3 separate regions of the Mus musculus genome follow, and all the other regions are linked to region 2. The links are chromatin loops, found by intact Hi-C in ENCODE. Cell type or tissue: left cerebral cortex. All regions are shown on one strand. Links, peaks and the distances in the headings refer to the core of each region. The heading gives the core; the rest is flanking DNA. Region 1 holds the start of Gm41059 (a long non-coding RNA gene). Region 2 holds the start of Plk2 (polo like kinase 2). Region 3 has its middle 76 kb from the start of Gm32990.

Evidence for each region. A loop is a pair of places that touch in the nucleus more often than their neighbours do. Peaks named below come from ENCODE experiments on the same cell type or tissue, not always from the same donor. Only the 100,000 strongest peaks of a DNase experiment are listed, where the experiment ranks them.
Region 1: a loop joins it to region 2, with 2.9 times the contacts of the local background. A loop is called at or near these places in 5 of 42 quality-filtered maps.
Region 3: a loop joins it to region 2, with 2.9 times the contacts of the local background. A loop is called at or near these places in 2 of 42 quality-filtered maps.

The regions. Positions count from the first base shown.
Region 1 is chr13:110,636,507-110,647,360 of GRCm38, reverse strand. It overlaps Gm33045 (predicted gene, 33045), which reads right to left. Exons shown (of 6, transcript NR_167735.1): 5 at 8,442-8,621; 6 at 4,620-4,851. It overlaps Gm41059 (a long non-coding RNA gene), which reads right to left and starts at 4,490. Exons shown (of 3, transcript XR_873955.2): 1 at 4,257-4,490. In left cerebral cortex, for the core only: no CTCF peak of the experiment used is centred there; DNase peaks (open chromatin) are centred at 3,643, 3,862, 4,800 and 4,909; H3K4me3 peaks cover 484 bases; H3K27ac peaks cover 1,399 bases.
Region 2 is chr13:110,393,814-110,404,667 of GRCm38, reverse strand. Plk2 (polo like kinase 2) reads right to left here and starts at 9,624. Exons shown (of 14, transcript NM_152804.2): 1 at 9,231-9,624; 2 at 8,546-8,653; 3 at 8,276-8,392; 4 at 7,948-8,077; 5 at 7,674-7,761; 6 at 7,102-7,197; 7 at 6,782-6,980; 8 at 6,547-6,694; 9 at 6,198-6,295; 10 at 5,860-5,989; 11 at 5,407-5,647; 12 at 5,159-5,288; 13 at 4,795-4,905; 14 at 3,824-4,635. The coding sequence starts at 9,491. The coding sequence ends at 4,444. In left cerebral cortex, for the core only: a CTCF peak has its summit at 9,706; DNase peaks (open chromatin) are centred at 8,052, 8,480, 9,039, 9,639 and 10 more places; H3K4me3 peaks cover 6,568 bases; H3K27ac peaks cover 5,138 bases.
Region 3 is chr13:110,487,631-110,498,484 of GRCm38, reverse strand. No RefSeq gene overlaps it. Among named protein-coding and RNA genes, the nearest start is that of Gm32990, 76 kb to the left of the region's middle. In left cerebral cortex, for the core only: no CTCF peak of the experiment used is centred there; DNase peaks (open chromatin) are centred at 1,948 and 5,645.

The DNA of each region.
Region 1 (10,854 bases), core at 1,388-9,387, 240 kb before region 2:
ATGACTTGTCAGTCCAAAAGCTCAAGCCTTTGCCTAGACTTACCATGGATTGCTAAGAAGTTACAATTAATAGAAAAGATTAGGAAATGGGTTGTAACAGGTAAGAACAAGTCAAAGAGATCAGAACGATACTCATCTCTGCAGGTCAAAGGCTGCGTCTTCCTGTTAATACTTTAGGAAACTCAAAATTACCACAGTGATGCATGGGTTCTGTCTTATCCCCAACAACAGGGAGCGCTGTAATTTGAAAGGGCTGCCCCCTGCACCAAAGCTGATTAGAAGACTAGGAATGAAGAATGAGAAAATTCTTAAAGAGAGAGAGTGTGGTCTAAAAGTCCTGCTTGTCTGGTAGGTTTGTGGCTCAACAAACCAAAACAAAACAAAACAAAACAAAACAAAACAAAAAGATGACAATTCAAGTTCTCAAAGTGAAAGAATTCATACTTCTTACAAATCTGAGTTGAGGCCTCAGACCCATGAAGTAGATACTAAAGACAAATGTCTATTCATATTAAAAGGACAATCACCATTCCAACTACCTGTGATTAAGAGTCCTGATGGTCTTGTCTGATATCAGTGGGAGGGGATGGCCTTGGTCCTGTGGAGGGGGATGCTGGAGCAGTTTGGCAGGGGTGGGTGGATAGATGGGGGAGCACCTTCATAGAGGCAAAGGGGAGGGGGGAGAGGATGGATGGGATGGGATGGGACGGTTGTGGAGGGGTAACCAGGAAGGAGGGTATCATTTAAGAAATAGTGAATGGAATGATTAATGAAAATAATAATGATTAATGAAAGTAATGATTAATAAAATAAATAATATATAGTGAATATTAATAACTTGAATAGCTATATTATATATACATAAATATATATATTCATATACATATTTCACACATAAGAAAAAAGAATTCTGAAATTATTCTCTCCCAGACTGCAGATAGAATGTCACTATTCTTTTAGGAATATTTGAATTCATCACTATCATAATTGGAATTTAGAATAGGCACATGATACAGACGTTTCTATTGTCGTTAAAAAAAGGATTGTATTTCCATAGAAAAGCTGGGTAGATGGATATAGTTTTAGGCCCATGCTCTGTTGTGAAAATAAGATGCAGTGTGATAGACAAAGTCTCTAAAGTACTTCATGACCACAAATGAGCAGGTTAGAGAGCTCTGTCACCAGAGCACTGGACGTCAAAAACAAAACACTGAGTGAAAACGTATTCTTTCCACTGTTCCTATACATGCTCCTCTCCTCTCCTAACTCTTTCCTTACTCCCACCTCCTACCATTCAAGCTGGAAAGGACTTTCATGGGAAGGCTCAAGAGACACAGCAATGCTTGTGTACATTGTTTTAAAAATAAACTGGTAGTTACTACCCAAACCAGTAAGAAAGATCCCCTATCAAAAGAATAAAATCATTGATAAATTCTTCTTTTAGTCTCTGTCTCTCTCTATCTCTCTGTCTCTGTCTGTGTGTATGTGTGTATATGTGGAGAGAGAAAGAGAGAGACAGAGGCAGAGACAGACAGAGACAGAGACAGAGACAGAGACAGAGACAGAGGCAGAGGCAGAGGCAGAGGCAGACGCAGACACAGACACAGACACAGACACAGACACAGACACAGACACAGACACAGACACAGACAGACACAGACACAGACACAGACACAGACACAGACACAGACACAGACACAGAGACAGACAGGCACAGACACAGACACAGAGACAGACAGACACAGACGCAGACACAGACACAGAGACAGACAGACACAGACACAGACACAGAGACAGACAGACACAGACGCAGACGCAGACGCAGACGCAGACACAGACACAGACAGACACAGACACAGACACAGACACAGACACAGACACAGACACAGAGACAGACTGGACAAGAGAGAGCATCAAATTCCCTAGAATTGGAGTTGCAGGTGCTTATGAGCTGCCACGTGGTTGCTGGCAGCTGAACTTGGGTCCTTTCTAAAGACAGCAAATGCTCTGAAGCACCTTAGCCAGCTCTCCAGTTCCTAGGTTCTCACGGTGTTAAAGGAATCAGCTGACAGCAAGCTTGCTAAGTACTCCATATGTCTTTGATGTGGCCTGTTGGAGCAGAGAGTTCAAGTTCACAGCAGATTTTATTAGGTTAATTCTATTATATTCACTGTTAACCTCTCAACTATGAAGATCATATTAAGTGTTATCCAGTCATTAACGGTTCCAATAGAGCTTAGCATCTTCCTGTGAATTTTCCATAGGGAACATTAGTTGTAATTGTGTGGCAGTACCAATAAACAGGAAGCCTGCTTGACAGAGTGATGATGGAGAAACCTGAAAGGATATGGCTTCACTCTAATGCAGGGGTATACTTCACCTCTTGACTTGCCGGTTGGTAACGTAGCCCAGGGCAAAGATTTCCTAGGAAGACATTCTAATCGCTAACGTCCATATTGCTGCTTGGTAGAATGTGAGATCTTGCAGATTACTAAATACTTGAGCTTTGGTGACTCCATCAAGTAAAGTAGGTATAAAAATCACATATATCTTTTAGGTTTGCCAAAGAATTAAATAAGTCAATATGTGTTGTGTACTTAGAACAGAAACTAGTGCATAACAAATGTCACTGTAGGAATTGTTCATGGAAAAAGGAGATAACATGGTCTAGACTCTCCATTTAAAACCTGTGTTAAAAATAATCACCCTCGTACATACTTGACTATCTGTGTGCATGATATATATACATACATATGCCAGTCATTACTATTTTTCTGGACTGTTAAAAACAGTTAAATTATTTTAAGTCATCTAATATGGAAACAACATACCTAATAAAAATAGTTCCTTCTTAAAACTTAGGAAAGAAAAAAAATTCCTCCATTCAATTATTTTATTTTAAATAATATCCTTGCTTTAGTACTTTCAACTGCTCCTATGTATCAAGGTCTCAAATATTAACACAGACTATAAAGTTATTTTAATGCAGTCCAGGGGTTATATTGAATTAGTTTCACAGTAATTAATTTGATATTCTTGGTATTCAAGACGAAATCTAACAGTGTGGTTAACCGGTAGGAAGCTATTTTAAACATAGATCCACTAAAGACCAGACTGAATTAAAGCTAATGTAGGGTCTGATCAAGCTAATTTAAACAATCACATGTATCTATCCCACACCCAAAAGTTATATCTCTTACCCTTTCCTCCCCTAATACAGGAACGCCCAAATCTTTACTTATATTGGTGCTTGGGAATGTGTTAATCTGTGTTTCTGTGAAGAAGCTGGCACTTCTAAGACCTGCTGGGGTAAACATTCGCCTCTCCCCTCCTGGATGCTTTGCTTGCACACAAACCACTTTGCAAACATAGCTCACAATTGTCAATATGCAGCAGAGGGAAATGAGTTTCTGTGGAGAAAGCAGGACTGTTTGCTTATTCCCACAGATCCGCCAATTCTGTGCCCTCCACTTGCTGGCACGCAGTGACAGCTGGTCATTCCAGCACGGACAAAAACATTTCCCCCTGGCATGTTCTCTCCGCTGGCCTACGTTGGATAGCAGCCAAGTTCATTTATAGCCATCACAAGGGCAGAATTTAAGATGATTCAAGGGCTCTCGAGCGTTTGCTTTTCTAAGGTGGCACGGCATGCTACCGGATCTTGGTTGGCTGTCAGAGTGAAACCTACGACATATCTACAAGCTGAGCAAACTTTCATAATTATAAAACACACACCCTTGCCATCCAGGAGTCTTAACAAAACAACTCAGAAACAATGTACACTTTCTCCATTTCCTTCTGTATAAACTTCCCCAGAGTACTTGTAGGTTTCTTGATAGCAGAAGGTGGTTAAATAAAGGCTGAAAACAAACCATTAGACTTGCCAGGCTGGATTTCTGACTGCCTTCCAAGTTCCAGCCCAGCCTCTTCTTTCAGATCCGCCCTTTTAAATCCTAAGTTATTAAAGCAGTTGGTAAACACTAGTAACAGAGCCACTTAAGGATCTTCCTGGGTGGTGGACGAGTGCAGAAGTGGGAAAGTGTGTCTCTAGATCTTCCCTTTGTAGATCTTGGAGGAACCAGCCATGTTCTGTTCTGTAAACCTTTTCACCAACTGGGAACACAGCTCAACCACCTGTCAGGGCTTCATTGTCAGCTTCAGAATCTATTTAAAATAATTCCTCTGGACATGACATTCTCTTGGCCATGGAATAATGGTGACTCTATTTCTTTAAAGCCAAGTGGGGAAGGTCTTACCAGTGTCTGCTCCATTCCCTGAATGCTTCCTTTCTGTTGCTTTCCTTCCAGGTTCTTTTGGTCATGTCTGCTTTGGCTGGACATCTGGTGCATTCGACCACCAGCCATCAGCTTTGTACACCACCTGCTGCGGTTGCTTCTGACACTGTGAAGCCCATCTCAATGATAAATGAGGCAGAGCAAGCTGAAGATCTCAGTGGGCAAAATCCAATCTGTGTTGAAACACAGAGACTTGTTCTTCTACATTCCCTGTTATACGTCAGCATGGGGTACCCATGGCTTTTTAAAATATCTTTTATTTTATTTTCAAAAAATTAGACTCTATGAGACGGAAAAGAGGAAGGGGGTTTTGGAAGCACTAAGTAAGACAGCCAACAAGAAATCTCATTTTTATTTTCTTTGTAAAGAATGACCAGTGACACATCTTCCCACACAGGGCTGTCCTCTTTGCCTGGCTCCTTCCTCCTGCTTTTCCTGCAGGGGCACACACCCAGGCAGCCTCACTTCAAGCCAACCTTGCCTGCAGCCAGTGGCCAGAAATCCATCAACTGTCCTCTTATCTCCATAGATAGATCATCCCCCTGAATAACCAGTCCTAGAAAAGTAAAGAACAGAATTTATGAAGTAGGAAATTAAAAATAGACTTTTCTTTCCTTGTTAGGAGAGCTCAGAGGAAGCAAAGTATGTCAGGCATACTGGACTTATGTTCAAAACAGCCCGGATCTGCTTTCAGAAATGTAGGTACATCCAAGTTCAAACCATGTCTCACGTAGCACTTCACATACCATTCCAAATGGATTTTCACTCACTCACCAAATTTCAAAAAATAATTACTGTTTTTGGTATCAAGTAAAAAGATCCTGCACCTCTCTGTCTCGTCTCTGTCTCTGTCTCTCTATGTCTCTGTCTCTCTCTGTCTCTCTGTCTCTCTCTGTCTCTCTCTCTGTCTCTCTCTCTGTCTTTCTCTCTCTCTCTCTCTCTCTCTGTGTTTGCATTGTGCCCTTATATTTTGTGAGATTTTATTTTTTTATTTATTTATTTTGGAAGGTCATGCAAAGGCTTGTTCCAAGGGTAAAACAAATCTTAGACATTGTTCTTGCTGAACTTTTAAACATGGCACTTAATATCAGAGATACGTAAAAAATTCTGTGGCTCTTCTTAACAAGGAGAAATTCTTAAAATTGCATTATTAAAAAAACACTTTGTAAGAATTGTAACAAAAGAGGCTATAAATAGTGGATCACCATTGATTCAATAATTGCTATTTTTGAAGATTTCAAAGGAAGTTTAATTTACATGAACTTGAGTTAGGCAATTTTCCTAACTTCCCGGTGGTATATGTTCTGCACCCATGAATAATACATACAAACTCAGAGAGAAAATCCAAAATTAAATTTGCAATTCACACCATTTAAACAATTTCTATGAAGATTTTTTATAAGACAATAATGTCAAGATCATCTTTAAGCTCTGTATTTCTGTCTAATTTTAGGTTTCTGGGTTAATGATTATAATGACTCCAATTTATATTACACATATACATTATTTTGCATTTCAGGGAAATCACCCTTAAAATTATTTTTGTCATTTGTCTTTTGAGGCAGCATCTTGATATATAGCCAAGGCTAGTTCAAATGTGTTCTGGAGTTCAGGTTACCCTTTGGCTTCCTATCCCCTGCCTTTTTGTAGATATCTGGAGTGCAGTGGTCATACAAGATACAGATCATATATGTGTGTGTGTGTGTGTGATATATTCTGTAGATATATACTTATGTATATATAGAATATATACAGAATACACATCACACACAGACACACACAGATACATACACACACACATATATATATGTGTGTGTGTGTGTGTGTGTGTGTGTGTGATATTCTGTAGATATATACTTATGTATATATAGAATAGATACAGAATACACATCACACACACACACATATATAATATATGTATATTCTAGCCAACTGATGAGTTCCAAACTCAGGAAAGTTTGTCCGTTTAAAACAAGGTGGACAATGGTAGAGGAAGATGCCTTACTTCAATGTCTGGCTTCTACATGCATGCATACATATACACATCTTCACCCACACTCTCATGCGAGCATATTCACGTACCATACATATATACATGTACACGCTATAAAATGCTTCATTCTGCAGTTGCCCTTGAACCAAAATGGTTTAGTCAGATCAAAACCTCATACCGCATATGACATAATTCTCACCCATATTCTGAAAATAGTAAGAATAATGATAAAAATGTTTGGACATTTCAGTTTTTAGCCTGTTCTAGTAGAAGAACGGGTGCTTGGGATCCTGGTCCAAAGAGCCAGAAAAATATTTGAATATTTGTATTTCTATGAATGTGTTAATTATATGTTGCTAACAATATTATATTTATAGATATATATCAAAATACAATTAGCTTCTACTTATAGGAAAGAGTAGAGATGATTAATTTCATTTATAACCTATCATTTGATTCATGTAAAAATATATGATTTAAATTTCTGCAGAAACTAATAAACTTACTCTGTGCCGCCATAAATGAACATTACCCGGGTCAGGAAACAGGACAAGAACCACACAGCTGTTTTTAGAAGAGTCCCTCTTATCTGTTTTCTTCCCCAAAGTCATACAAACACTGAATGTGAACATTTGGATGAGATTTTGTTTCATATCATTTTATCATATCTATTTGTATATCACATTATGCAAATCAACCTACTATATAAAAATGGATGTGAAGTCACAAATGTAAACACCTTATATTAAGAGGGTCCTTTTAAAGTAAACGTTTTCTCGATTCCTTGTGAGTTCCACATCATGCACCTCACCCCCCCCCAGCCTCCATCCCCTCGTCTCCTTGCAACGCCCTCCCTCACAAAAATAAAAAGCACACAAAACAAAGCACAGAAAAAAAATCTCATCACGAAAGCTGTACTATGTCACAGTGTGTGCCCTAGCATTCCCCTCTGTCTACACATCTTCACTTGCAAATGTTCATTGGTCTGCTTCATGGTCTCTGGCTTTTGTGACACCAATATTGGATCCTCACTGAGACTTCTGGTTATCCCGTTGTTGTCCTGTAACGTGGAGATCCTGCAGGTTTGGATCTGTGTGACTGGCCCTTTCATAGATGATGTAGATTTGGGGGTAGGTCAACTCAGAGCCCTGGATCTGGGCCTGGGTGATAGCTGAGCTGATCAGCATGCTAGCTTTCCTTTGTCCACACCACCAGACTTAGTCCTCCAGCACTGCTCCGGCTAGGACATCCAATGCCACCATTGCCATCAGGAGGATGCAGGGTCAGCTCTTTTGCTCTCATGACCTTGGGCCTTTCACCTGCACCACACCCATGCTTTCAGGCCCAGATCCACTGTGCTGCCCAGTCAAAGGGTGGGACCCAATTTCCCAAGTGCCATAGCCTGTGAGGGACTGGCCCATCTCTTCTGCATTCACACCCTTGGGACTTGCTTGCCTGTGCCTTCATCATCAGGGCCAGCTCCACTGTGCTGCCCAGGCAAAACTCAGAGCCCACTCTTCCCCAAGTGCTACAGCCAGCCGTGACACAAGGCTAGCTCTCCTGTTCTCACGCAGGAGACCAACTCTACAGACTGCTGCATGTGAAGATGGAGAAAGGATGAGGGTACCAATCTCCCTGCACCCCCCACCTCATGGCAGACTAGAAGAGTGGTAGGGCCAGCTCTCCCATGCTCTCTCCTTTGGGGTTGGCTTACCTATGCCACCACTACCAGGGTCTGCTCTGTTGGGCTGCCCCAATGAGGCTCAGGAACTGTTCTCCTAAGTACTGTCAAATATAACAAATATAAGAGTTGAGGCCAACTTTCCAGAGAGTTGCAGCCAGTGAGAGTCAGGGACAGCTTCTGGATAGCCCCTGGGCATCCATGTGGTCCCCAGAGGGTACCTCCACCAGAGACATCTCCATGTTCTCTAGTAGCAATATGAGACATAGAGATTGCCACCCAGCCCTGTTGCTGTGTTGCCACAGACCCAGACATGGCCTTCAGTGGGAGCACAGGCTAGAATCTCACCATAGCCCAAGTGGTGGGGCTGGCCACTCACAACAGGCTACTTACTCTCCACCTTTGAGTCTCCAGTTCCATCTTCCTTCTTAAGGCTTTTTAAGATGCATGCAGCATTTCCCTTTTCACTCACCTGTCCACCACATGCTTACACATTCTGGAACTTTCTGCTGCAGACTGGTTACACAACTGGCAGGACCCTGAGTGACATCCTCTGTCTTGGCTGTGTGACTTGGCAGCAAGCAGGTGTCTAAGGCCTACATGTGCTGTGTCTCATGGAGGGTCCTCATGTCTCTGTCTGTTCTAGGCCAGTCTGTGGGTGATATAATGACATCCTAGCTCAGAAAAAAAAAAAAAAAGAGGAGGAGGAGGAGGAGAGGAGAAGGCTTGTTAAATGAAGAGTTACACAGACATTTGATCTTCTCTTTTCATCTAAGAAAAAGCTTACACTTTAAGTAGGTAGTCAGTGCAGGTGACTGAAGTCATGGTGAACAATGCATATTGACTCTTTTTAGTAAAGAGATAAACTATATAAATTTTATTGTTTTTATCAACACAACTTAAAGTACTAAAATGGAAGACAAGGCAGGTTTATGAGGACCACAAACACATGAGGTCATGCTTCCCTCTGAGATTCTGGTTCTGTGTGTGGATGGCTGTGAACGGGAGCGAAGAGAACAGCAGGAAAGGAAGGCAAGGGGATGGACTCGAAGAAAATCCTAAAAAAGACAAAAATGTCCGACGTGAGCACTGAAGTGACGCCCGAGCCTGTCCTTAGGGCTGAAGTTTGGGGGTTATCTCCTGAGAGTCTAGACCCAGGAGACTGAGTGCTCAGAGATCATTTCCAAGTGTTTTCAGATCTGAATCAAGTAGAAAGGAGCTCTAATCTTAAGCACCGAAGAGCAGGATGCAGGTAAAGAAGTTAACATGACCTTTTCAGTTCCTTGGGTACTTTCTCTAGCTCCTCCATTGGGGGCCCTGTGTTCCATCCTATAGATGACTGTGAGCATCCACTTCTGTATTTGCCAGGCACTGGCATAGCCTCACTCGAGACAGCTGTATCAGGGTCCTTTCAGCCAAATCTTGCTGGCGTATGCAATAGTGTCTGCGTTTGGTGGCTGATTATGGGATGTATTTCCCAGCCAAGAAGTGGGAGTGGGTGGGTAGGGGAGCAGGGTGGGAGGAGGGTCTGTTCATTCGGGTGCTGAGTGGCTGTCTGAGAGCCATGATCATCGGCTCCCTCTCACATGTCAAGATAAGGCCATGGTGATATAAGACGTGCAGTGCTTCAGGTTACATGCATTTGCAGCACCTATAAATTGTTCAGAGATCGAGAAAACGCTGGAGAAGCAAGACAGCGATCATGTAACACCCCATGGTGATTATAGTGATACCGCAGTGAGTTGTTTTCTCCTGTGACTACAAATACTGGATAATATTTTATCTAGAGTTTATAGAATGCACCAGATGAGAGTAGAAAAACCTAAGCAAGATGCAGATAAAACACTGCATGTGTTAAGGTGCAGTACCTGCTCTCTGGCATTTATTTACTGAATCTAAGACATTCAAACAAAATAGACCTTGAAGTATCTATTAACCCTTTACTCTTGTCCTAACCATTAGTCTCCTGGAAATAAAGCCACAGTCCCTTTCGGTGATCTGTGCATTTACTGTGGCGGCTGTTTACGCTTTTCTTTTAGAATGCCAGACCCCGATTCAGACTTACATTCTTGAACTCGTAAGCTCTGCATTTCTCTTCTGCCGTCTCAACCTATGGAGGATCTGAGGCCAGTGTGTCCTGTTACGGAGGCTTCACCACAATATGACAAAGGATAAAGAGATGTTAACTAGTCTAGTGTCTTATGGTCCTGTACAAAATGAAAAAGGACGTAGGGAACCGTGTAACATAGAAGAAATACCCAGGTTTTTTTTCTTTCATGATTGATAAGTAAATTCTGTCCTATTTATACTTGATATAGCTATAATTATTTCATTTCCCAACATTGAGGTTACTAAGGTTTGACAGGCAATACTGTTTCTATTAGACAGAGGGGAAATGTCCACTTATAGATGCCTCTGTAGATCAGTCTTCAGTGCCTGTTTCATAAATGGCATATTTGAAGGGTGCCCCGTTTTGAGTAGACCCTCGAGTTTTATGCCTTACTCCGTTGGGTGTATTGTCCCTGGTGGAGCATGAGGAGTTAATTACTCAGCAGTTGAGACAGTCCGAGTTTCGTTTTCAGCACAGGAGAAGACTGGCCTCCAAGCTGTCTAAATCTATAAAATCAATAAAGGATCAAGCCAGAGACATGAATTCCTCCGAACCTGGACTGAAAATGAGTGTTCCCCATATCCATTAATCTGCCTCCCACCAAGTAAATCACAAGAAGCTTTCGGCATTCCATCAAACTGACAGGGATGGAGAGGCAGCAAAGCAAGAAACACACTTACACCTCATAGCTCCTGACCAGATACATCACCTTCATCACTCAAAGCAGTGACACCAGCTAGAAACAGACGTAAAATGTTCCTAGATCCACTCATTA
Region 2 (10,854 bases), core at 1,840-9,839:
AATAAATAAGACATAACAACCAAATAAGAGCCAAAGAAAACATACGAGAAACACATGGAGAGACACACATTCAGGAATCCCATAAAACCCCAAAACTGGAAGCGAGAATATGTATGCAAAGAACCTTTAAGTTGGTGGCGGGGGGAGCAAAATACAAATGCCTTGCCTTAATACTGTGAGACAGTGAACATACCAAGACGTTTATTTTCTGTTGCTGGCCATCGGTCCTACCCTTAGGAATTCCTCAGTGAGCCGTCCCTTGAGAAAACTAATTTTTTTCATTTGCAAACAGCTATCACGATAGCTTCTGAGTTAGGGATGAGAGTGCATGTTCACTTCTTTCAGCTCTAGGGCCCCGACTGGTGCAGGTCCTGTGTGTACCACCACGGCTCCAAACAATGACCTCACTTTGGGACTTCAGACAGGAAAAAATAATGAAAGGGGAGGAGAGTCCATGTGGAGCCTCACGTGGGTCCCCTGCCGTTCCTCCTTGGCTCTGTAGTGTGAGAATCCACCTTTGCAACTATGTTCCTCAGGCTCCTCTTCTGACTCCATTCATGTGGTTCGTTGGAAGCTGAAGAGCAAGGAGGAAATTTTATTGCTCTTATTTCTCACCCAAATATGTAAATGGCCCTCCACAGCAATATCTGCATTTATTTGTTCTATGATTTTAAAATCCTGGTAGGCAATGGCTATATTATGTTCCTTTGTGTGTTCTAGAAGACCACAGATTGGAACAATCCCACTTGTTTCTGGCTATCTCTAGCCACTGCAGTGGTAATGACATCCAGTTCTAGTCTCTGGGTTGCCTCCCTTACTCCTGTTAGGTTGAGGGACTGTTCCAGTGCGTATAAGCCAGTGCTCTCCGTTAGATTCCTTCTGTTTGAACATTTCACATTTATTTTTGTTATCCTGACTGAACCAGGCCTCATAACGAAAGGAAGACAGGACAGGCAAGAAACAAGGAGTCATTTGTTTTGCATTGTAGGTAATCAGGGGTCCTGCCATTGTGTGCAAGGAAAACAGGAGGGAAACGGGAACAAAATGAGTATTTATTGAGCATCTCTGGTGTGTAAGTTGCTTTCCTAGCACTGAATAGAAGACAGATGTTTAGAGGCGACTTTTTATTGAAAACCATGCTGTTTTCAAAAGGTCAAAACTGACTTTTAAGCATTGGAAAATGCTTCCTGCTCAGCAGACTTGAGTCCGTTCAGGAAGGGTGGAGGGGCATAGAATACATACATTGTGAGTATTGGGTAACTACAACCAAGAGACTGCCATGACCATACCAAGATTAGCTGAAGGTAGTTATTACCGTTCACAAAGCTAACTGGTTTTATTTCTCAAGGATTGTTTTTTTCTCAGCTATGCCCTTCTAGGAGTTCCTATAGCTAGTGGGAAAAATGTCTTTGGATCAAATATGCTCAGTAAGGCCACATGTTACTTTGGGGATATGTTGTGGCATTTAGGGTCTCTGTATCTCTGATGGTTACAGCACATTTTGTTCTTCTTCCTCCATGGCTGTGACTTGCCATCACTGTTGGGTTTAATGGAGATTCCATCTGCAGTTTAAAATACAAAGGTTGTTGGGTGGATAGGCAATAAGAATCGATCTCTAGAGTGCTCCCATTCCCCAGACTATTATCCTATACCTTAATACTCTCAAATCAGAGAGACAGACATGTTTATGCAGCTGCTCTCTGACCCTATATCTGTGTTCCTGTGTGACTCTGATTTACTGTTTAAACTCACTATACATCTCTCAGCATCACGCCATCCCTACATTTCTGTCAATGCACACTCTGTAAGCCATGTTTCCCCGCTGGGCCAATGGAGACAATAACCTGTCTCATGTTTCCTTATGCTGAGTCTCCAGTCCTTTCTCACCTGGATCCCGATACTCATTTCATCACTGTTTGGGCTCCCGCCTCCTTATCTTGTTCTTCATCCATTCCATCTATGCTGCCAGGATAAATTTTGTAGATCTAATATACATTACTTTCTTTCTTAAAATTTCAGCAAGCCAGGCCTAGTGAAAAATGCTTGTCATTCCAGCACTCACAAGGCTGAGGCAGGAGAATTATTATTAAGTTCCAGGCCAGGATAGGTTTCATATTAAGTTCCAAGCCAGCCTTAGCTAGCATCTCAATAAAAAAAAAAAATCTAAAACCAAAATAAACCAAAAATATCTCTCAGTAGGTCTATCCACGGCCTTCATGATATAGCCTCAATGTGTCAAATGCATGAGAGATACATTAGCTTTTCATGCCACAGTCTACATGCATAAATCTGCTATGAACGCTCTCAATGCTAGGCTTCTTGTTCTATATTATTTCACTTGCTGAAACCTACTTGGCATCTCTTGACTTTCAAAACTATTTGGCCCTCAAACATCTTACAACCTCTGCATAAAGATTTTCCTTCTCTGACAGAACCTGTTTCTGAGTCTATCACGTAATAAGGGCTCTTTCCTGATTCCTGTTTTCAATTATCATAGCACCCAGTGCATACCTTCATCATAATATCGCAGCACTTATCAGACCAAGGCTGTTGCACTATCTGCCTTTGGGAGACTCCCTGCAGGGCAAGAAGAGTCCTAGGTTCAGGGAACTCAAGGCTAGGCCCTGCACCTTGTCACACAGCACATACTCAATAACAAGAATGGCTAAGCCTGTTCTAAAACCTTAAAGTAGCATGTGGAGTTCCAATGTCAACATCCAAAGGAAAGGATATTATTTTTCCCCATTTTAACTCTATTGCTTGTTTTCTGTTCATAAAAATTAGATTCAAGTTGTGCTCACCTGTTACTTAGTCTTGCTTGGCCATCACTGTTAAGTCATTAGAAGAAATACATTTTGATGCAGAGACATCCCAAAGTACCAAGGGTGGTTGAGGACTCATGATATGCATAGCAGTTTCTCAAAGGTGGCTTTCACTGAGTGTACCAGGTGCAGCATCTATGTTTAGATAAATACAACATCCAGCTCCCATTTGCCCCTAATCACAGTGTAAACAGCTCTAGCACAAAATGCTGTCCTTCTCCAGGATAGCATCTTCCTTGGAGTATGATTACGCTTGAACAACAACAGCAAGTTTTATTAGGGTCATCTGTAGGTCAGTGTATGCTCAGAGTCACGGGACAACATAGTGCAAATTCTACAGCTTTCACTGAAAGAAGAAGAAGAAAAAAAACCTTGTCAGATGTGCCTCGTCAATAACTTAGTAATTTAAAAGATGAACCCATGTCATAATTTGGTTCACATATTCAGAACTTTTCAACCTCCGTGCACCAGAAGGAAAACAGTGAGTTATTAGCAAAGGGTTTCCTACGATTATAGTATGAAGCTTAATTGCCAGAGGCGCTAGAAGTGTTTAGGCAGCTTAAAGCTGAGTAACGCGTCGCAGTGATGTATGTACCACAACCCATAGTTTTGCCCATATTAAGGTTAACCTCCTGAACCTAGTCACTTAGCAATGCCAGGTCTGTCTGCATGAGACTACTCTACTTTTTGGCTAAGTTAAATGATTCTTGAAGAGCTGGTTTAGAAACAAAGTCATTTGGAATTCAGCAGGAGTCCAATCATGTAGGGGGAAGATCGTAAAAAGTGACAACAGTTTTATACACTTCTCAAGTTAGGTCCTCAAGACTGCCCATAAATGTAAGGACGACATGAAAGACTGATTCCCTAGAAGTGTCACTAGGAATAGTAAAGATGTGTCTAGTTTGTTGCTGTGTGTGATGTCACACTGACGTGTCAGGAACCCGTGCTTAAAAGCTCCGATGGGTGCCGTGATGAGTACGAGCAAGGACAGGAGACCACTGTTTCTATGTCATACTCTTTATTGCCAAGAGTTTGAAATGGTCAACATAAAAAAAGAGAACATCTTGATAATAAATACTGCTCTTGGGGCTGTAATAAATAAAAAGTTTATTAACAAGGAATGCACTTTTCCAACCACAAGTGTATTCAAAAATAACCAAAAAAAAAAAAAAATGTATGGCCATAGTTCACAGTTAAGCAGCCAAAAGCTGCTCTGATTGTAGCCTTTAAACAGCAAGGGAGCAACCTCCCTTCTCCCTCCCCTTCAGGAAGTGTATTCACAGTTCCAAGTCTTCCAACTGAAGACGCTCTCAACAGAGAGAACTTCAGAGTCAATGCATCTTTCTGAAAAACTGTCCCATAAACCTTTTCACGACAGGTATCTCAGGGAAAACTGCACTCGGCTCCACACTCAGGATTGTCCAAAGTCAACTCTACACCTTAGGCTGGTCTGGTTCCAGCAGTCCAGCAGGCCACAGAGGAATTGTATTCGTACCACCACCTGTCCGACTTCTCTAACATGCTCTGTATCTTTCCGCTGGCTTCCCTGTTGATCTCACAGTGGAAAAGAGTCCCATGAGGTCCGCTCGAAATAATTATAATAATAATAATAATAATGTTTTCAGTTACATCTCTGTAAGAGCATGTTCAGGGCATATTCCATTCGATTTTTCAATTCTAACGAACAGCCAGACATCAGCAGAGTCGTCAGTCTGAAAGTTGTAGAGATCCTGTCCTCATTGATGTAGGTGAGAAGGTATTCTTCACTCTGGTTACAGATGATGATTTTTGTATGATCGTGGTAGAAATTCACCTTTAAGAAAAAAATAAACACAGACATTAGAACTTGCTAAGCAAGAAGTAATCAAGGTTCTGCCAAAAAAAAAAAAAAAAAAAAAAAAAAAAGGTAAAGCAGTTGGGTAGAAAAAGATTTCCGAACCTAGACGTGTGGGTCCCTAACAGGCTCAGTTACCTGAAATGTGCCGTCATTGAAGAGCATCATTAAGGCTTTATCAGACTTTAACCACTGCAGGAGGTAGAGCCGAGGTCTTCGAATGTCAGTAACACTCGGGAGATCACCACCCTGGAAGAAATCAGGAGAGAGGGTCAATGCCTCTGAAACTGTACTGTGTGGACGTTACACCGTGCCTCTCAAACTTAAGCCTCGGAACGGCCTCAAGATTCCTGGCTCTATCTCAAAGAGATGCTGACTCTCTGCACTGCATCTAAGATAAGCCCTGAGAAGCTAAACTAAACAAGACTTCAAAGGGAGGCAGATGTTGCTGGGGTCTAGACTGCTTCACGTATCTCTGCTCTAAAAGACACGGGGTACTTACATCCATGAGGTTCTCCTCCATGTAATGAGAAAAGTATTTCAGCACCGTCACTTGACTAATAAATTGTTCAGGGGCATCTGTTGCTGGGAAAACAGAGCATTGGCCAAGTTCCGCATAATAGTGAACTGTCCTAAAGATCAGGAAGGAGAGAAAAGAAAGGTTAGCAGCAATTCATCACTGTTTCCAAGATTTCATTAGCGCAACAGCGGAGAACTGGCCGGCTGCGGCATTCAGACGCACACACGTACTTTTTGTCCGGAAGGAGGCTCATGTGAGCCCCGTTGTTGAAAAGGACGCCAACAGTGTGGTCCGAGAGCTGGTACCCAAAGCCGTATTTGTTGGAGTAGTCGACCCACTTGGTGACCCACTGAAAGGACGTGCTCAGCTGCTCTTTGGGGATACAGTCAGCTTCCGGCATGTTTTCTAGACATCCTCGAAGGACTCTTGCCACTGTGTCTGCCACACTTCCCATGGTGCTGTCTTCAAGGCCTGCAAAGTCACAGAGACGGAAATGACGACATTGTTTACGATTAAACCCCTGTGATCAGGAAATGCTGTTTCCCCTCCACTCCACGTATGGGAAAGACAGAGAAATAGAGATCACGGTCCCTTGGTGCCTTTTCCCTGATGCTAGGATTTTATTCCTATGTTAATCAGCACTAATCTTACAGTCTATTTAAAATACGGTTTTGAGCACTTACATTCGCTGCTGCTGCTGCAGCTGCCGAGAGTCCCCCTGACTATCATCCGGATTGCATCCCCAATCTGCTGTTTGTTTTCCACTGCGGACGTTCCAGATCTGGCAACAGTAGTGGGAGGCGGCTGGGGCTCCTTGAAAGGGAAGAAAAGCACCATACAGTGAGCCAAGGGGCTGGGTCTCTTTACATGTGAAGTTTCAGGTTAACATAAGATTATGATAATCGCTGGAAAAGCTTATAAGTAGCCTGCCTGGAAGCATGGCTTCAGCCCTGCTAATCATACAGATGCTAGTTATCCGAGAATGGACGTGACCTTTTCTTTGTGTGCTTCCCCGACCTACCTCATCTGCTCTGTGTTTGCTAGGCTGCTGGGTTATCGACACTTTCTTCAAATCATGCCGAAGCTTGTAAATGTCTTCATCTTCCTTAGACACCTTATCTGTAAATCGAGGGAAAGAATTGCGCATGTTAATTTATCTCAACAAGTGTGGAAAAGAGTTAGCACGATGTCATCATTGGCTTGGGCTGCAGCTATGCAGGCAGCACACACTTCAGTGCTCAGGTAAACCAAAGCTATCAATCCATTCTCTTAGTGTCAGCAGTATACAAATAAGATGGTGAAGTTGCGCTAAAGGGAAAGTCTCAATGCAGTCATCAAACTCAAGGGAAATCCTGGATACGGAAACTTACTGTGTGTGTCGTTATATCTTGCTTTGTCCTTCTTGCCACCAAAAAGAGCGGCTGCGGCTTTCTTAAAGAAATTCTTGGCTGGGCTTGACAAGTGGAAATCTGGAACTGTGTGGCAACAGCTGGAAGAGAGTCTGTCCGGAGTGAAACCCTGTGGAACCAGAAGAGACCATCAGAAACCTCTCCAGCAACCAGGACGATGACACTCAATTTTACAGAAAGGTCAAAGAGCACTGACCTGCAGGAAGAAGTCATGCCGAATGATGTCATCCAAACTGGGGCGGTCCTCTGGGTTTTTGGACAGCATGCTAGCTATCAAGTGCTTAGCAGGGGCCAGCAATGAGGATGGCATGGTATACCTTGCTTCCCTTATGCACCTGTACGTTTCTTTCAGATTTGTGGTTTCGAATGGAGGTCTTCCTAGCAGCATCGTATACCTGGGTACACAGAAGCACATCTTCAGAAATGGTCAAGAAGGAACTCTTTTTGAGCATCATGACTGAGTCAACTTTGGCTTTTTTTTTTTTTTTTTTTTTTTTTTTTAGTGCATTTACTTACATTACACAGCCTAAGGCCCAGATGTCTGATTCACAGCCGTGTCCTTGTTTGTTGAGGACTTCGGGGGAGAGATAATTTGGGGTTCCACATATTGTTCTGAGAAGACAGAATATAGCAAGATCTCATTAGGAACTATGACTTCAATTAAAATTACTTCTCTGGGGATGACTCAATGGGAAATAAAAGCTTGAATTTTTTTTTCTCATTTTCTACTTGACTATTTTTTAGTGTTTTTATTTGACCAAGTTTCTTTTGGTAATTTTTTAATGTGTGTACAATTTGCCCAGCCCATATGACCAAGTATTTTTAACCAGATGAGACCAGATCCTGTGTGTGCGTGTGTACATGTGTATGTGTGTGTATGTATATATCAAGTAAATTTAAACATTTATTTTATTGATTGCCTTAATAATCCATTTAGAGGTGTAAGTTATCTCGCTCAAGAGTGCACACAAGTTTCCGTTTAGTAACACTGCTGTGGTTTGCAGATTGTAGTGTGAACTAACTTTCTATTAACTAATAATAGAGGCATATTTGGTCTCCACAAACCCCAGGAAGAGCATGGCTCTCACCTCCTTCTGTGTTCCAGTGGTTCCAGTCTGGCTGCCAAACCAAAGTCTCCCACCTTCAGCTCCATGGCTTCATTAATAAAAAAGTTCCCTAGAAGATAAACAAAAGGAAACATGAACTCCCTTGGAAAGGTTCACACTTGGAGATCAGCACCCTCCAGTGAAGGCACCCATTCAAAAAGCTAGATTCACAACACTGGAAAACCTCCCACTCTCTAGCCCCCACCCCCCCACCCCCACCCCACCCCCACCCCCGTCGCTGCAGGAGAAGCCTTACCTAGCTTGAGATCCCTGTGCAAGATTTCTTGTTCGTGAAGATACTTGAGTCCTGACACAATCTGCCTGAGGTAGTATCGGACTTCTGGCTCTGTCAACACCTTTCTTGCTTTCAAGATGTGAGCCATGGACTAGGAAGAGAAGGGGAGAGAGGAGAATTTGTCAAATAAAGTTACCTAGATCGGGCATCCCTTTGCTGGACTGACGACGCAGTCTCATATGGTGGGAGACTAATTAACTGTCACGGCTAAAACCGCTGATAAAATGTAATCCAAACACCACTCCGGCTTCCTGTCGGCAAGCTCGCTGACCCAGGAGTCAACACTTACCCTTCTACTGCAGTATTCCAAGAGAATGTAAATGTTTTCTTTGTCTTCAAAGTAGTGGTAAAACTGCACGACATGCTTATGGTGCAGTAGTCTGTGAAGCTCGATTTCTTTGTCGATCTAAGGAAAAATAAAAAAAGCAAGAGAAGGCTTATTAGTCTCTCGTCGTGTCTGGAAAGGCAGTGCTTACACATGCAGAAGACATTTTTTTTCTAACAGGGTAGGGCCATCCCTGCACACAAAGAAAATACTTTAGTCGACAGTCATACCCACCTTTTCCCTCTGATGAGGTTTAGCTACTCTGCTGTGAGGAATAATTTTTGCAGCGTAGACTTTGTTGTTTGTCAGATCTGTCATTTCGTAACACTTTGCAAATCCACCCTGCGAGGAAACAAAGCCGAGATGGAATTGAGCAGGACAGAAAAAAGGAAAAAAAAAAAAAATGAAGGGCCAACGTTTAAAATAAATGAATACGTAAATGGGAACGGGAAGCAAAATTTGAGGAACAGAGGGTGGGCAGAGCAGTACAATCTGCTTTGTATAATGGTTTTTCAGGAAGGGCAGCACATTCCTAGAAACCAGTCCAGTTTTCTCGTTTCCCCTTTACAAAGAACTCTATGGAGAAGGGAGTGGAAGGGGGAAAGGGAGGAAAATGCCCTCTGAAGAAATTTGACAGGCTAGCTCCCTGGGGATCAGATAGTGAGAGCCCAAGGCCAAGGTAGAATGCCTTCAGTCCTCCTTCTTAGACTCGGGAGAAAAACAGGCTAAGGATGCAAATCCGAACCCCAGCGCTGTCGGCGCACAGAAGCCCAGGAGGGCAGGAGAGGAACCCACGTCGATCGTTCGGGGAACCAGACAGCTGAAGGAGCGAGAAGTGCGGGCGCTGGGTCCCTGCTCGCTCAGCTTGCCCGGGCAGCCCGCCCTCCCGCCCGGCAGCCTGACGTCCGCCGCTCCTCACCTTGCCCAGCACTTTGCCCCGGCAGTAGCGCTTCCCCGTCGTGGGGTCGACTATAATCCGCGAGATCTCGGGTCCCGAGTGGGAATGGTGGTGATGGTGGTGCGGGGCCGCCGGGGTCACCTGGGCTTGGGGCTGCCCATCTTCAGAAGGCTGCTGCGGTCGCTTCTTCTTTGAGTCCCCGCCGCAAGCTTTGCCCAGAGCCTGCTCGCACATCTTGGTGCCGGCGGCCGGCTGGTAGGTGATAGTCCGCAGGAGCTCCATCGTTGCCTCGCCACCCGACACTGCCTACTTGCCACCTCCGAGGCGCGGACAAGCGTCCGGGCTAGCCCTGTCCCTCGAGCACCAGTCTCTCTCCCTACTCTCTAGTCTGACGTCCTGCTTCGCTTGTGCGAGCAAGAGCGAGCAGCGAAGCTTTAAATACGCGCCGGCTGGCTGGGGCGGGGCCTCGTGACGTCACGGCGAGCGCTCCACCCACCGGCCCCGGAGTCCGCGCTGTGGATAGGTGCGGGGTGGCCGCCTGGATGTCGTGGGCTTCGACCTGGCCTGAAGGCGGCGGTACGCCAAGTGCCCCCAGTTCGTCGCGTGCCCTGACTTTGGACGTGGGAAACAGAAACCCAAGGGCGGACGCCCTGTCTGGGTCCTGGAGGAGCGGGGATGCGGGGTAGCAGCCCGGGGGAGCCGCAGGGTTGGCACCGCCCTCCTGACTGTGTGCAGCCCCACACCCTGTCATCCAGCGAGCCCCGCGGGGTGGCACCCGGAGACCCGGAGCGCTTGGGGACCTCCGCCGCCACCGCAGGCGGGAGGCTCAGTGGCCGGCCTTGCGGAACCGGGCACCAGGCAGAGCCAGAGCAGCTAGGGAACCAGGCACAATCCGGGTCGCAGATCCGGGTGACCTGCTGTGGCGTGGGAGTATCTGAGCTCCCTGCAGCCTCTTCCCATCGCCTGATAAGTGACCCCTGTCAGAGGCCAGGCTCTTAACCTTGGAGTGGAGCGAGGGCTTGACGACTGGAGAAGGTTTGGTACGCAACAAGTCTAAGCAAGATCGCCATCCTGTGGATTTTTTCAGAAAAACGATTAACGGTCTAAGTGGGCCGAGGTTCCTTAGCAACAATATGGGCTGGCTTCCACAGTAACGCTAAAAGTGTTCTGTTGCCAATTATAATTCTACAATTGAAGTCATCTATAACTTTTTGTTCCAACTAGGTGATTCAGATTGCGTGGATCTAATGTCACTAAGCAATGTCACCGCCCTGGTACACAGAGTCAATCTAAGGTCCCACAGTGGGGTATAGTGGAGAATAAAGGCGGCTGTTCAGTTTTTACAGATTTTACTGTTCAGTTGTACCATCTCAGAGACTTTCCTTCTTCCTTGTTCCAGCGCGTATGGTTCCGTATTAACCGCTGGTAGCTATTTTGAAATGCTGTATACATTTTTTTTGGGGGGGGGGGCAGGGTTTCTCTTTTCTCTGTGTAGCCCTGGCTGTCCTGGAATTCACTCTGTAGACCAGGTTGGCCTTGAACTCAGAAATCCGCCTGCCTCTGCCTCCCAAGTGCTGGGACTAAAGGTGTGCGCCACTACTGCCCGGCCCTGTCTATATCATCTTAATACAATCCTGAATGAAAA
Region 3 (10,854 bases), core at 1,334-9,333, 94 kb before region 2:
TGCCAGGTATCATATGAGAGGTTGGTATGGGACCACACCATCTCAGTGTTAGGTGACCATCTCTTTAGAGGGTCCAGCCCAGAGAGCTGTACCCATTCCTCCATCTGGTATACCTATCAAGTTGTTGGCCCACTTTCTCTGATATGATGTAATGTACCCATGTGCCCCACTCAGTTTCAACTTACTCTTTCTAGACCCAAGACTATGGAATGTTATCAATCTATACTAGATGGAAGGCACTTAACACATGGTGCAGTTTCTGTGCCTACCCCGGAGCTATAGTTTTCCTACTCCCTCAAAATGAAGTCAAAGGGGCTGCTTGTAAAATGGAGTCTCCTAGGACAAGGTCGAACTTGAAAAGTAGCTGTTTATACAACAGAGTAAGTAACTCTGAGTAGGGCAAAACCTTATCTCAGTGGGACTCTGATGAACTATAAAGAACAGCCTTTCTTCATTGATTAATAATTACTGTAAATAAACTAGAGGGTAACTGAAGTTTGAAAATTACTTAATATGTTATCATTTGAATCAATATATGTTTTCATTACAAAAATCTGAATGTAATCTAAAGTAAAGGGATTTTGTTTTGTAGAGCAAATGTTACAATGTTTGCATATTCTGTCGACTTGGTCAGATGACTTACTTTCTCGACCTTTAAGAAATTAGCTAGTTTTTAAATTTTTCTACAATTCCACTGCAAGAGCCTGGACACAAGAATGGGAATGCATTGTCATAGCTCTCTGTAAAAAGTGAATCCATTTGTCTTCCAAGCCGTAATGAGCCAGTTTCAGAGAGGCCTTTGAACTCGCTTATGGCAAGTGGAAACATTAACAGGCTGGTTTAGAGAAGATCTTTTGAACTTCTGGTGAGTAGAAACCCCAGTCCCACAAATCATGAGGGAAGTTCAGGTTGAAAGTTCAGCAAGGGAAGTGTCACCATCAGTGACTCCAGAAGATCAATGGATCTTGCTAAGATCCTCAGTCTTTGCATATTTTAATGGATTCTCAAAGAGTCTTACATCCAGGAATAATAAGGATAATTCCAGTATTATTCAGAGCAGTAGTTTTCAAACTGCAGATTGCATTCATTGATGGTGAATGTGATGTGGTAGGTTGTAACCACCATGTTAAAAGGCATAAAGTAAGAGAAATAGAATCTCCAGGCAGTCACATAGAAAAGGTAAATCTTTCCTGTGAAACTCGAGTTCCAGATATGCTTTCGCTGGGTCTCATTATAAGTCATTGTTGAAAGCAGAAAAAAAGCCAGGTGGTGGTGGCGCATGCTTTTAATCCCAGCACTTGGGAGGCAGAGGCAGGCGGTTTTCTGAATTCGAGGCCAGCCTGGTCTACAAAGTGAGCTCCAGGACAGCCAGGGCTACACAGAGAAACCCTGTCTCAAAAAAAAAAAAAAAAAAAAAAGCAGAAAAAAGATCCAGTCTTGGGGTATGCATTCTGATAGTTCTGGATAAAGATAGGAAACAAGGGACTTTGGTCTAAAGTCTGAATTAGAAGAGCTTTGCCGAATGATATCTGTTGAATTCTGTTCTCTCTAAATTGATAGAACACATTGAAAGATAAATAGTAAGACTTGCAGGGGATATGAAACATCTTTCTCCATTTCTGACCTCAACATCCATTTTTTGTTCTTCCTTAAAAGACCAGCAATATTCATAAATCACATGAAGACAACTAGGTCCACCTGCCACAGTAACTTTGTTTTCAGAAACCCATGTAAGAGATGAGCTATTTTGAGGACGTTGGGGCTTGTATTGTCTTGCTGCTTAAATATTACTTAAGCCTCCAGAAGAGTGCCACACAAGTGACTAGCACTTGCCTTTGCCCTAGTGACCTCGTGGAATGAGAGAGAACTTGAACTCAAAGTAGCTAATCACTTCAAACAATTGCACTTGAAATGACAGTTTGATAGATCAGGCTAAAATGCTTACATTTCAGCTAAGGCCACAGGCAGCTATTCAGTCCAAATAAGGTTTCTTTTCAAATTCTCCAAAGAAAATGGTTGGGTGGCTAATTTTGTCAACTCTTCCTTCTTATTTTTAAAAGACCATAAGATATGCATGAGTTAATTAGTATTTAGTTGGCATATGGCACTTTAAAGCTTTATTCAGAAGCCTTGAGAATATATTACTATTGTAGAGGAGCCAGAGCCAACAAAATTTACCACATGTGTCTATGGTAACTAAGAAAATAAAATCTATTTAATTTTTAGTTAGCTTAAAAATCTAAATAACCAGACAGAGCATGAGCTAACACGGTCAATAATGTAGCTCTGGAATCTTTAATTTCCATATTAACATATAATGCCCACAGGACAGTGATGATTTCTTTTAGCACATACTACAGTCTGGATATAAAACTGTTCAATATTTGCATGAAAAGTGACAGTATCAGGACATAGAGCTTTGTGGGGAGGTGCTTAAGTCATGAGAGCAGATTATACATGAAAACAACTGAGAGCCACTTCTGGCATTTATGTCTTCATCTGTGTGTAAGCACAATATTGCCTACCACACAGGACAGAACATTCACAGTCACACCGCGGGAGGAAGGACCAGAGTGTCTCCAGACACTGATCTTGTCAACATTGTAATCATGAGCTTGCCAGACTCCAGAGTGACAAGCTATGTTTCTGCTAGTGATAAACGGCTCTATCTCAGGCACTGTGTCACAGCACCGTAAAGTTAGGTTTAGGAGACATTGTGTCAAACTGAACCATTTACAGCCCATCTAAAACACACCTATGCCACTTAAATCCAGCCAGTTTTGGCCATATGCAAAGTTAGATCCTGTGTTTCTAAACGAATTCACTTTTTAATATAAGCCAAAAAAAATAGACTTTATGGCCAGTGAAACTATATCCATTAAGAAAAATGAGTTATTATGGTTTGATAATAAAATGTCCTCCAGAGACCACTGTGTTGAAAGATGGTTTCCGTTTGGCAGTGTTGAAGGAAGTGTACCAGTTAAGCCACATCTTTGAAGGTCATGTGTCAGCCTGGTCCTTCCACCTCTTTCTCTGCTTCTTGTCTGCTCTTCGGCGGACAGGTGAACCCCCTTCCCATGCTCCACCATTTTGGAAGAAAGAATGTGCATAGCACTGAATTGACCCTTTCAGCCCAGCAGCAAGTATTTGGATAGAAAGCTTGTCAAGAACATAAATAGTGTCAGCCCAGTAAAGGAAATCAGTTGGTGTAAGAAAAAGTAAGATCTTAAAAAGAAATAACAGAGGTAAAGCAAAACGAACAAACAGACCATGGCTGAACAAACAGGACACGAAAGAAGCAAAGGAGGAACTCTGCTCTGTAGACTCTAAGTGGATGTCAGGGTGCTAAGATATTCCAAAACTCCCATCCTTTTGAAAATGTGGACATACATGGTGTTTGTGTTTGTCTGGGAAGAGGAGCTACACTAACCACAAATAGTAAGGAATTACAAACGATGGCTTCAGCTAGCTTCTAAGAGGTGAGGATAAGGATCAGCCGGGAAGGAATGTTTAACGCGCCTTGAATCACCCCATCTTCCAGGTGTCACACTGGCGTTTCCATGATCAAGGGTAATTACATCTAGAAGATACCAAGTTAGTACCTTAAGAGCTCTAATTAGAGCCAGATCTGAGAGTTCGGGATTAAAGCCAAATCTAGAGTTGAAGAAGTATATTTCACTTTTTGTCTCACTTTAAAAAAAAAAAGTATTTTCATACCACTTTTACCCCAGCTAATTTAGTAAAATGTGTATGTGTGTGTGTGTGTGTGTGTGTGTGTGTGTGTGTTTCCTCAAACATGGAAATGTAGATAACCACTCAAAGAATATTTGGTGCTGAATCCTAGTAAATAATAATAATAATAGGTAAGGCTACTGTAGACCCATGTGAAGTGTTCTGCCCAGTACCCATGTAACCAATCTTTCTGAAACCTGACTATTTCCTGAGATGTCCTCCTCCCAGCCTTGTTTCATCTTTATAAACCTGAGTGGACTTTCTTTTGTCTTTGGACAGTTGTGAGATGAAGCAGCCATTATTTCCCTAACATCTTCAAAAAGAGAGAAAAATGTACGGCAGTTCTTAAGGACAGAGAAAAGGTTTCAATCTTCAAAGCAAAAAAGGACTAAATCTAAATATAATGTTAAGGCCAAAGCTATTAAATTAAAAACAGAAAAAAAATTGGCTGATTTGTTTGACTTCATAATTTTGAGGGGCTCAGTTTTCGTTTTACTCTTTAAAATGTACCTTGAAAGATATGGATTCCTCGGTTCTATGGGAAAAGCATAACTCTGTTCTCAGTGATTTTCTCTCAGCCTCATTAAGAGTGCAAATCAATTACCATGCAAGGGAACTCATGACAGAGATGGATAGTAGGGGTGCTGTGGACCAGGCACCAGAAGAGACTTCTCCTGAGCTTGGCTTGGAAGGACACATGAACTGTGTCCCCCAGAGCCCACGTGGTTCATTTGCTTAAGCAATGAAACAGAAATGCAGCCAGCTTGATGGGTTATTCTGCAAAGGTCTGGTGGGTCCAGCACTGAAGTTTACTTTCTGGACTCCCCATCTGCATGGTCTGCATAAATGGTCTGCATAAGACACCTACCAGGAGAGGTGAAAACTGTGCACTTGATGTTGGTCTTATTCGGAACATAACATTTAAAACTTGCGCTTGCTCATATACAACACGATGACAGGACTTTATGGTTGAGAAAAACACACCATAGGCATATTAACCTTGTTTTTTCTAAGGGACCTAAGAGTTTAAAAAATATATCACATAGTGACCACAATTAAATGTAGGATGTTGAGAAACATTTAAGAGTAGTTTTCAAGAGTTCTTGTTACAAAAAATTAAAAATGTGAGGTGACACATACATTAGATAGGTAGTCACTCCACAATATATTTTTACACATTTGAAATACATATGCTATATATGTGTGTGTATACATATACACATATGCATACTATACATGTATATATAATGTATTATAATGTATATATAATATATACATAATGTTATGATAGTAAGTACATCTAGGCTTATTAACCAATGTAAAATAACAAGTATAAGTTGTCCTCTCATTTAACTGAAGAAGCGGTGTGCTCCGTGTTTCAGACATTACTGAGTGCTATATACAGAGCAAGATGGGAGATCTGCAGGATTGTTAGTCTGCCACCAGTATCTGACCTTCTGGAAGAAAAGCTTGTATTATTGAACAAATGATACTGTGATTTCAAAGAAACTTCACCAGTTTAAATTACCAAAAATTAAAAAGGGATGCCAAGTAACAGTGAAAGCAAGCCTTCGGGAGAAGCATATTCCACACTGGAAGGAAGGGCTCATACAAGCCTATATTATTTTTAAATTTGATCTCTTATGTTTGCACCCGTGACATTTTTTCCTGTTATTAGATTTAATTCTTAACACGTGGGAGATACTCTTTCACAAATCACGGCAACAAAAGAAAAGCGCTTCATCCAGCAGCAAGTGTGGCTCCTTTCTATTCCTCTCTTTCCTCACAAAGCAATTTTCAAAGGTTGATGGTCATGTGGGTTGGGAGTCTTTGACAGCATAGCTTCTGATCAGGGTGGGGGCGGGGCTTGGGATTCAGTCTTTCTAATAATGCCAAGTGCTGCTGCTGCTCCTGCTGCTGCTGGCCTGTGAGTCACACCGGAAGCGAGGACGGAGAGTTGCTGGCTGCTTTGTAAAAAGCAGAGCTGTGAATAGTCCTCAAGTGATGAATAAATGCCTCGCCAAAATCAAGTGAGACCCCACTGCTCTGCGCCAATAATTCTGGTTCATTAATCACAGTCCACTTATAGTCAATAATAGCATAGCATGGAGTTTATATGAGAGTGATAAAAAAAATGTAGACATCAGAACTGGTGAAATAAAGGATTCCATGAATCAATCATTGCCTTGTTCCGTGTGCGATTGTTCCAAAGGCAGGTTACCAGGTAATGATAGAAGAAACCAAGACTTACACAGAGCATTAAGAAAGCACACAGACTCTTGCTTCCGTGCTTCACCTCTCCCCTCCTACCTTCTCTCCTCTCTCCATGTGGCCATAGCTGGCCTCTGCTTCTCTATTCTTTTCTCTCTCTTTCTGCCTTCCTACAAGAAATGCCTTAAAACCAAAAAAGAAAGAAAGAAAAAGAAAATGAAAGCACACAGAAAAGACAGCTAACTCAATCTTAGATGTGATAACTTCTTCCCGGTCATCACTATTCATGTCCTATCCAGACACTAACAAGTTTACACCTGTTAAACCCAGGGAAATACTTTGGCCTAAGTCAAGTTTCAAAGGGATACATTCAGCAGGCATTCCTTTCTGCCTATGGAGCTAATGCATGCATAGTTTCCAGTGTTGAACAATAGTTCAGTATGTTCTTGAAAACCAGGACAACCTGGGACTTGATTTTATAAAAAAAAAAAAATTATATACAAGATTCAAATGTGTCTTCTTAGAACAATGTCCAGAATCACAAAATACGCTGTGACCATGGTTACTCAAGATGCTTGTTTGTGTGCTAGCTAAGCAAGAGCACGGGAATATCCATGGTTGCTCTTTTCTCTTCATCCCAAAATTTCCAAGTAAACAGAATTTTTATTTTTTTTACCTGTTTTGCCTTTAAGTCATTGACCTAGATATTAAAACTCCATGCAAAAAGCAGCAGGGAATTCTTAACCAAACCAGGCATCTAAGAAAATCCACACATACATGCATACATACATACATACATGGGATACATACATATACATGGGTGCACGTAAGTTATCCTAAATATCTGTTACTGAAACTTTCGTGAAAATGTTTAAATGTCTTTCTATTTTATATCTACCCAATGCAATGGGAAATTACTGATTACAATTTCATAAAATGTATCTGAATTTGCCTCTTGCTAGTGAAAAGTTTACATAATGTGGTGGTTTGAAGGAATGGCCCCCTTGGACTTATGTGTTAGAATGCTTGGCCCAGAGGAGTGGCACTATTAGGAGGTGTGACTTTGTTAGAGGAAGTGTGTCATTGTGGAGGTGGGCTTTGAGGTCTCATGTCCTCAAGTGTGACAGTCTCCTTCTGCTGCCTGTAAATCAAGATGTAGAACCCCCAGCTCCTTCTCCAGGACCACATCTGCCTGAGAGGCACTTTGCTCCCCACCGTGCCAATTATGCAACTAAACCTCTAAAACTGTAAGCCAGCCCCAAGGAAATGTTTTCCTTTATAAGAGTTGCTTTGGTCATGGTGTTTAGTCACAGCAATATAAGCCCTAACTAAGACACATAGTAAATTCAAACTCTTAAAAGAAAGACACCTTGAAATTGCCGTGTGCACATTTGAAGGCAAAGTCAAATCACTTTTCTGTGTGGTTTTGGACTTGTATGTACACACATATGTGGGTGTGTGCACACAGGCAAGCAGGTGCACATGAATATGTGTGTGCATACAGAGGCCATAAGTTGATATTGCATGTGTTCTTCTGTCACTCTCTACCTTGTCTTCTGAGACACAGTCTCTTGCAGAACCTGGAGTGTGCAGTTCTACAAGACTCCCTGCCAATCATCACTAGGGAGGCCACTGTCTCCCTCTACCACACTGGGACTATACACATGTGCCATAGTGCCCTGCTTTTTATATGGGAGATGAGGATCCCAAGTCAGAGCCTCGCCCTTATGTAAGTAGACTTTACCAACTACACCATTTCCCAAGCCCCCGACATCAAATCATTACAGTCACCCCCAAAATAGTATTTGTGCAGTTAATTTGTTTTTAAGTAACAAGAATATTCCACATTTCAACTTAATGTTGAAAGGGATTGTAAGAATACCTAGAATATGACTATCATGCTCATTAACAGCCCACGTCAACACACATATGGGTTCTTAGCCGAAAAGAAGGTGAATGGATGTTGTGATTTCCACTGTCCCTTTCTGAAGAGCGGCATCAGTGCCTGCTCTGCTTCTCCAGGTAAGGATTACTCACTTCCTCTGACATCTTCAAATTCTCCTAAACACCAGGTGACATCATCTGTTGCTGTGGCAACTTCTCAAACTTCATCAAAAGCTTCCAGATGAAAGCATTCTGTAACAACCTCATTTGCCACAGCCTAGAGCTTCTGTGCTCCGCTTCTGAAGTTCCTGTTTAGAAAGCCTAGGTTGTGATGTTGCCAACCAGCAATCCATTAAAATATATTAAGCAATCACTCACCTCCCTTAATGGCCCAGCTACAGACATTTGCTTCCTGCTGGGATCAGAAAGTGCCCCAGCTCTAGAAACTGGGAGTTATTTTCTATGGCAGAATTCTTGATGTGCCCTATCTTTCCTTACAAGTTAACTGGGGTGATAAGTAGGGGCCTGCTGGAAAATAGGGAACAAGGGAATGGAAAATCCAAATTGGCTATTTTAGACGACAGAGCTCTTCCTTTTCGTGATGTGTCACAAAATGCGTCAAGTTTCAAATTTGAAAATAATATCAAATGAGTTTTCCTTCGAATGTGCCTCTGAACTGCTGCCGGCAGTGTCACTGTGGACGCGATGGCAATTTATAACAAAGCGGATTACAAGGCAATGCCGGTTTTATTTTTCTATTGTTTTACTATGGTTTTCTGTCCTCAGTAGTTTAGTTTGGGGTGGCAAACGGTCTCACCTTAAAACATAATAACTTCAGAGTCAAAATGATGCCCCTGTGAGATTGCAGCCAATGAACCTGTCAGGACCAAAACTGAGAACAAACACGATCTGTTGTTCACCCGTGGCTGCATTCATCACTTATTCCCCCCCCCCCTGCCCTTCTCCCTCCCCCCCCCCACCCCATCTTCTGGATTTTGTCTTCGAACAGACACAACTTGGATTAATAAATCTTGTTCATGAGCAATGTTGAAGACCAAACTCTTGAGTTATTATTCATACAACTAGGTACCACATATCTTAGTTCATACCGGCACCTTTAGAACCCTCACTAGTGCCAAGCACGATACCGTGAATAAGGACTTGAACAATAAATACTCTTGTTTTTTGTTTTTCTCTGAGTTCAGTCTGCTGGAAAGATGTATCCTGACAATAGTCTATAGGTCTCTGAAGTCCTCCTCCCCCCTCCTCTCCCTCCTACTCCTCTCCTTCCTCCTCTCCCTCCTCCTCTCCCTCCTTATCTCCCTCTTCCTCCCCCTCCTCCTCCTGTCCTTCCTCCTCTTCCTCCTCTTCCTCCTTTTCCCCGCATCTATTTCTTCTTATGGTACGAGGAGCTAAACCTGGGGCTAGATCTTTAGCAAGCCAATTGCCAAGGAAGGTTTAAGATCATCACAGCCACTTTGTCTCATGCTTGGGCTACTGGATCCAACCCAGATTCTCCACGCAGCGCTCAAGCTGTGAGAGGAGATGAGCATAATGATAATAACAACAGCAATGATTCCTGTCATATTTAAAGCTAATTTATTTTTCTTTTACCTTCAACTCCTCACCAGTAAAATACCTTTACAAAGTTAAACTCCATTCATTCTCACCGGACTCTTGTTTTCTTGGCAAGCAATCCTACAGTTGGCAAGAAGGTATTTCTCTCTCCCTTTGAATCCTTAAAAGACTTACTTTGCACCTATGTCTGATTTGTAATTCGAGCCTTACTTATACCTGGGAGGTTTATTGCTTCATTTCCAGGGTAGGATTATGAACTCGAGGGGCCAGGAGGCTTGTTCTATGTGCCTATGAGATTAGTAGCACCCATGCTAAGAGCGGCTGTTGACTGCCTGATTGTGGTATGAAGAATTTTATAAAATTTGTAATTTTTCTTTCATTGAAAGACTCTGAAGCCTAAGAAGTGTATAAATTTAAGTGACAGATGTAAGAGGCTGATGTCTCCCAGCTGTGACCTAAAATGTAAATTTTGCCATTGTGTTAAAAAAAAAAATGCCTAGAGGCTTTAGTCATTCCCATGCTGAGACCAAGCCACATCTAAATCTCCCTTCTGTTTCCAAAGGCAGAACAAGGTCCATGATTTTATTCCTGGGTCCCATCAAATAGCTGAAGACATTCTGGTCATGGTGGAGTAACTCCATCTTCCTTATTTGGTAGGTGGTATTTGTGTTCTTCTGCTATCAGATTTTCATCAGGATTGTCTTTTAAAACATCTTTTATGGATATGCACCCATGTTTCTGTCACTCATATTGATTTGTATCTAATCAGCCTAGTAAAGCTGTTGTCATGAAATCTGTAACTTTACTCAATAGGTAATGTTAAATCATTCCAGAATTCTAGGACCCTATTTTTTTTTAGCAGCTATAACAATGCATCATTTTGTAAAGAAAGGTGGGTTATTTTCCTCTAAGAGAAAAGAAGAAAGAGCTAGCGTTAGAGAGCTAGCTATAAAGGAACTCGGGGAAGCATCAGCTTCCTTCCTGAGTCATCAGCCACAACTATGTTCAGATCCTTTGCACGCTGAAAAGTGGTACCTAACTATCAGCATGGTTTTTGAAGCTAAGGAAAAGTAGAATGTTGGCGGCGATGGTATCCAGGGTCATCATCTCACCCAGTGGTTCTCACTCTATGGGCCATGACCTCTTGTTGCATCTATATTAAAAAATTATTTTTGTCAAAAGTATGTAGAGAAAGAAAAACAAAACACACAAAATCCTTAAACCTACTGTATACATAAGATTTGGTACTATGCCTCTTACTGTCACTTGGAAGAAACACCTTTGATAACTTCTAAAGAGACAGGGCTTATTTTGCCTCACATTTTGGGGAGTTGCAGTCCAAGATTATATAGATAAAATGTTCTGGGACTCTGGTGACCATGACAAATAGCAATAAGAGGGAGGCATTGGCTGGTGTCTTACAAACACTCTAGACCAGTGCTTCTCAAC